Regions from separate parts of the Homo sapiens genome. Here region 2 is linked to region 1. Evidence: chromatin loops called from intact Hi-C (ENCODE). Cell type or tissue: left ventricle myocardium inferior. All regions are shown on one strand. Links, peaks and the distances in the headings refer to the core of each region. The heading gives the core; the rest is flanking DNA. Region 1 overlaps RBM15 (RNA binding motif protein 15). Region 2 overlaps LAMTOR5 (late endosomal/lysosomal adaptor, MAPK and MTOR activator 5).

Region 1 (2,780 bases), core at 1-2,500:
ACTTGTTATATGTCTATTCATACAGTAAATTCATTTCAAGGTTTATGCCAGTGGGTATTATTGGTGCTTTTTGAAGTTGAGGTGAACCATCCAGGAAGGTCTTGTTAATGTTATGTTCATCTATAATGGCATAGGGGAAATATATATATTTTTAATATTGTAAACATTTGTACTGAATAACCTTTTTTTCCCCCCCTCCGCAAGCAAAACTGGTTGAACAGCGGATGAAGATATGGAATTCAAAGCTCTAATGGACCTTTTTGAAGAGAAGTTGTGGCTTATGTGGAGTTTACATGGGCCTCTGATGGAAGAAAGCTAATCTGTTTAGTATTTGTGCATTTTACTAAAATGGCAGCTTAAAGTTGTGTATCTGCTATTGTGATGCCAATGCCGGTGTTTTAAGTGGAAAAAAAATGACCTCTTTGATTTGTGCTGTGTACACAAGATTTCTGGAAAAGTAAAGAAAAACCCTTTTTATGGCTCACACAGCTTAAGAGTAGCTGTCTCTCAAACGTGCGCTCACAGTTGAGCTGCTTTTGTTTTATTCTAAATAAATTGTTTCTTTTGAGGAAAATGTTTTTCTGCCTGGAAGTGAATTGACGGCAAACCTTTGACCCCTTTGTTTGCAGCCGAGGGGGTGCTTGCTGCTGCTCAGATCTTGTATGTCTTGAGCAAGAAGCAGGGAGACCATCAATTTCATTTTGACTATCACGGTGTGTCAATTCTGAAGGATCACTAGTGTTACTGTTGACCCCCTTTGTTTGCAGTGAAGGGGATCATTTGCTTCTCGGTTCTCAACGTGATGAGGAAATGGTGCTGTTTGCTGGCACGCAAGAAGCCGGGGCAGGCACCCTAAGCCTCACCACAGTGCCTGAGTCGGGGGCTTTTGCTGGTTTGAAGAGCTGGAGTTGCTGAAATTTAAGTTTTGATTTATTTTGTTCACCCATCACGTTTGGCCTTAGTTTCATTTTTAATTTGAAGAAAAGTTTGAAATTGCTTTATCTTGCACTTAACATTTGCACCAAATTGCCAAAAGAAGGAGAAATGCTCCGTTTGCTTTTTAAATGTTAATGATGATGTTAATAAAGCCTTTCCTGACACATTTGAGGAGCTCCTCCGTCTCCAGGGGCTTCTTACCAGAGTTATGCAGTGATGGGTTTAGTTCTGAATGGATGAAGAGTTCCTGAGAGCTAGCGTTTGTAATTAGAACCGTTACTTGGTATCTGTGCCTTATTTGACCTTTGGTTCCACATGCCTTGGATGTGCATGCACCGTGACGGTTTCATAGGTACGAACGCACACTCAGGCCCAGTCACTTCGGTTGGTAGTACAGATTGTGAGGAAAAAGATGGAGGCATCCTTAAGGAGGAAAAATGTTTGCCTTTAGTTCCTGCATTATCCTGTACAGAGGGGCTCCTGAGTTTTGGAAGCCTGTTCCCAGTACAGGAGAACAACTCCCCTGTTTGCAGCAGGAGACTTCAGTGCACGGTGACAACGCTGGAGTTCAAGAGGAAGCCAGCAATGCTGCACCATTGGCTTCAGACACCATTGTTGTTGTTTGCCAGTTTTAAACTTAACTAGTTGCAGACGAAGACCACCTTGAAATGCAGGCTTGTTGGGCTTGTTTTGAATTTTAACCTCGGATGGAAGAGCCCTAGTGCTGTCTGTCTCCATGCGGGATGATGATTGCTAGGCAACAGGTGATTATCAACAAAGGATGCCACGGTTATACTCTGCAAGGTGGTGTTCCAGTGGCAAACAGCTGTATAAACTCTTGTAAACAGGTAAGAGGGTTTTTAGAGGTCAAAATGCATTATAATTAATAGGGTGAGGGCTTTTAATGTTTTGGGTCTGTTTCTCTAGATGGAAGCCTTAAGGCACTCTGCTGCCATTACTAGCTTCCTTCACCGAAGTGTCATATTTCAGGTCAGAACTTTTGTTCTACTTGATATTTTTAAATTTATTTTTAACATTAAAAAAATACTTTTAATGTGGGAGCCAAAGTTTTAAAATCTTGGTTATGGATTTGGGACCTATAGCCTTTATGTCCTTTAAAATTTTGACATTTGCTGTTAACCTTGGCCTTTACCCTTAGTCATGATTTAATGATGCAGGAGGACTTACTGCTGTAAAAACGTTGCTTGTTTACGAATACTGATTTCTAAACTTCAGAGTTAAGACATTACAGTGTATAACAGCAACAAAAGTATGCCATCAGATTGTGAATGATACATATTTTAGCCAGGATTTTTTCTTTCTTTCTTTCTTTTTGTCCCACAGAGAGATTATAAAATTAGGCAACCTTAACTTTAGGGAAATTAATAAGCAGTGTTGAGAAGTCTGGCTTTTTTTTGTCTCCCCTTAACATTTTCAGTATTTATTTAGTTTTACCAGCCTTCTGAGCCCTTCTTCCCCACATTAATCAAGTTTGAAGCTTTGGCAACTTATCACAAGCCCAGCTTTTTTAGTATATAATACAACTTAGGTTTCCTTGCTTTATTTCAAATGGGATCAAAATTTTTGAATAGAATTGTTATTTTTTTCATCTCTTCTGGAAGACATCCAGTATCTAGTAACTACAATAGCTGATCTATACTAGCTACTTTTTCCACAAGATAGAGCTCCTTGGATTGTTTTGCTAGGCAGCTTATGTACCCATACTTTGATATAGTAAAAGGGAAAAAATGAAGTACAGTGGAATTTTTCAGGTTCTCAGTGTGTCATAAGAATTTTTAAAACAGCTGGTTATGAGATGATGGCTGCCATCTGAGGCTTTTCTA
Region 2 (2,787 bases), core at 1-2,500, 55 kb after region 1:
AACAGATTTATTGAATACAGCAAAATTCTATATACAAAGTGACCTGGACCTGCTGCTTCAAAACATGATCCTTTCTTACTAATATCTTGATAGTCGGTCCATAGAGCATTAGAAAGCAATTGACTCTTAAATAAACAGAAAAGTGCCTAATGCACATTAAATGAATGGCCTAACTACTGGAACTTTAGTAGTTCTATAAGGTAATTAACATAGGTAGGATCCAGTTCCTATGACAGGCTGCTGAAGAACAGATATGAGCATCAAGAGGCCATTTTGTGCACTGCCACCGTGATGCCATCGTGTTTCTGGATCATAATGTTCCTGAAATGCAGGAAGAAAATATTCAGTAAAACGTAATCAGTGGGACTTCACTGCAAGATTAAAGATGTTGTTTGCTTTAGGATACAATATTTAAAATAATGTAATTGTTTCTACGTATAAAAGCAATATTTAAACATAACAAAACATTTGGGAAATACATAAACATATAGCATGTGAACACGAAATGAATCCTTAATCCTACTACACACAGACAACCACTGTTAATATTTCCCTGGTTCTTTGTTTCGGTTTTTTAGGCACTGTCTTGCTATGTTGCCCAAGCTGGCCTCAAACTCCTGGGCTCAAGCAATCCTGCTTCAGCCACCTCAGTAGCTGGAACTACAAAAAAAAGGCTTTACTGGTCTTTGTTTTCTTTGCATGTATATGATACAGTCATGTGCTGCATAACAATGCTTCAGTCAACAGTGGACCCTACATATGATGGTGGTCCCGTAAGATTATAATGGAACTGAAAAATTCCTATTGCCTAGTGACCTTTTAACCGTCCCAGCATCACATAGCACAACACACTACTCACATGTTTGTGGTAATGCTGGTGTAAACAAATTGTGCTGCCAGTCATAAAAAGTATAGCACATACAATTATGTACAGTACGTAACGCTTGATAATAATAAATGACTATGCTATGGTTTATGTATTTACTATACTTTTTTTCTTTTTTTTGAGACGGAGTCTTGCTCTGTTGCCCAGGCTGGAGGGCAGTGGCGTGATCTCAGCTCACTGCAACCTCTGCCTCCCGGGTTCAAGCAATTCTCCTGCCTCAGCCTCCTGAGTAGCTAGGATTACAGGTGCCTGCCACCATGCCTAATTTTTGTATTTTTAGTAGAGACAGGGTTTCACCATGTTGGTTAGGCTGTCTCACACTCCTTACCTCAAGTGATCTGCCCGCCTTGGCCTCCCAAAGTGCTGGGATTACAAGTGTGAGCCACCATGCCGGGCCTACTTTTTATCATTATTTTAGAGTATACTACTCCTACTTATTAAGACAAGGTTAACTATAAAACAGCCTCAGACAGGTCCTTTAGGAGGTATTCCAGAAGGTATCATCATTACAGGAGATGACAACTCCATGCATGTTACTGCCCTGGATGACCTTCCAGTGGGAGAAGATGTGGAGATAGAAGCCAGTGATATTGATGATCCTGACCCTGTGCAGGCCTAGGCTAATGTGTGTTTCTTCTTTGCTTTTAACAAAAAAGTCTAAAAAGTAAAAAAGTTTAAAAAAAGAATTTTTGTACAGCTGTACAACTGTTTTAAGTGTTATTATAAAGTCAAAAAGTTTTATTGACTCACTCAGAGCAACTTCCAGTGTTGTAAGCTCCATTATGGTAAGTGCCCTATTCAGATATACCTTTTAAAAAATTTCCCTATACCATACTTTTACTGTATCTTCTCTACGTTTAGATACATAAATACCACTGTTATAACTGCCTACATTATTTAGGCTACAAATCTTTGTAGTCTAAGAGCAATACAGCCTAGGTGTGTAATAGGGTGTACCACCTAGGTTTAAGTACACTCTATGATGTTCATACAACAAAACTGCCTGACACATTTCTCAGAACATATCCCCATTGTTAAGCAATGCATGACTGTATGTTTTTTCTTTTTACAAGGCTGTGATAGTAGCAGTTGTATATATATACTTTTTTTCACATATTATTCTGAGGACCATCACTTGGAATATCTTTAGTAATTTTATTGCTTTAGAAGTAATTTTTGGCTGGGTGCAGTGACTCATTCCTGTAATCCCAGCACTTTGGGAGGCTGAGGCGGGCAAATTACTGGAGCCCAGGAGTTCGAGACCAGCCTGGGAAACATGGTGAAACCTCATCTCTACAAAAAAATACAAAAATTAGCTGGGTGTGGTAGTGTACACCTGTAGTCTCAGCTACAACTCGGGAGGCTGAGTTGGGTGAATCGCTTGAGCCCGGTGGGGTTGAAGTCACAGTGACCCATGATCACACCACTGTACTCCAGCCTGGTGCCAGAGCAACACCCTGCCTCAAAAAGAAAAAAAAAAAAAGTAATTTTTATTCTCTGATTAGTTTTCCTTTGTGCTATTTGTTACTTTCTTTTTGTTGGTAAACTGATAGCTTCTGCCAATTCTTATTCTTCATTTAAATAGCATTGTGGCCTGAGAGCACATTAGCTTTAGGGATCAACTTGTCTGTTCCTGTGATTCAAAAGATTAAGAACTTTTCCCAAAGTAGTCTGAATAAGGAATCACTGATGAACACAGGGCCGGCCCCCGCCAATTTTACCAGGAATTTTTCTGAACAAAAAGGAAAGGATCTGCTGAAATCTACTCACCCATTATCTGATTCTAGACACACCACAGGAATATCAGTGGGGTCAGAGGTTAGCTTAGCTGCTTGCTGGGCTAGAACAGATATCACTCCAGCATGCTCATCTGACAGGGTCCCGCGGCCTGGAAAATAGAG

The links. Hi-C counts contacts between places; a loop is a spot of excess contacts. Peaks named below come from ENCODE experiments on the same cell type or tissue, not always from the same donor. Only the 100,000 strongest peaks of a DNase experiment are listed, where the experiment ranks them.
Region 2: a loop joins it to region 1, with 4 times the contacts of the local background. A loop is called at or near these places in 85 of 110 quality-filtered maps.

The regions. Positions count from the first base shown.
Region 1 is chr1:110,346,104-110,348,883 of GRCh38, forward strand. RBM15 (RNA binding motif protein 15) reads left to right here. Exons shown (of 3, transcript NM_022768.5): 3 at 205-574. Among named protein-coding and RNA genes, the nearest start is that of RBM15, 8.1 kb to the left of the region's middle. In left ventricle myocardium inferior, for the core only: no CTCF peak of the experiment used is centred there; no DNase peak of the experiment used is centred there; H3K27ac peaks cover 460 bases.
Region 2 is chr1:110,401,263-110,404,049 of GRCh38, forward strand. It overlaps LAMTOR5 (late endosomal/lysosomal adaptor, MAPK and MTOR activator 5), which reads right to left. Exons shown (of 4, transcript NM_001382293.1): 3 at 2,657-2,774; 4 at 1-321. The coding sequence ends at 261. Among named protein-coding and RNA genes, the nearest start is that of LAMTOR5, 5.0 kb to the right of the region's middle. In left ventricle myocardium inferior, for the core only: no CTCF peak of the experiment used is centred there; no DNase peak of the experiment used is centred there.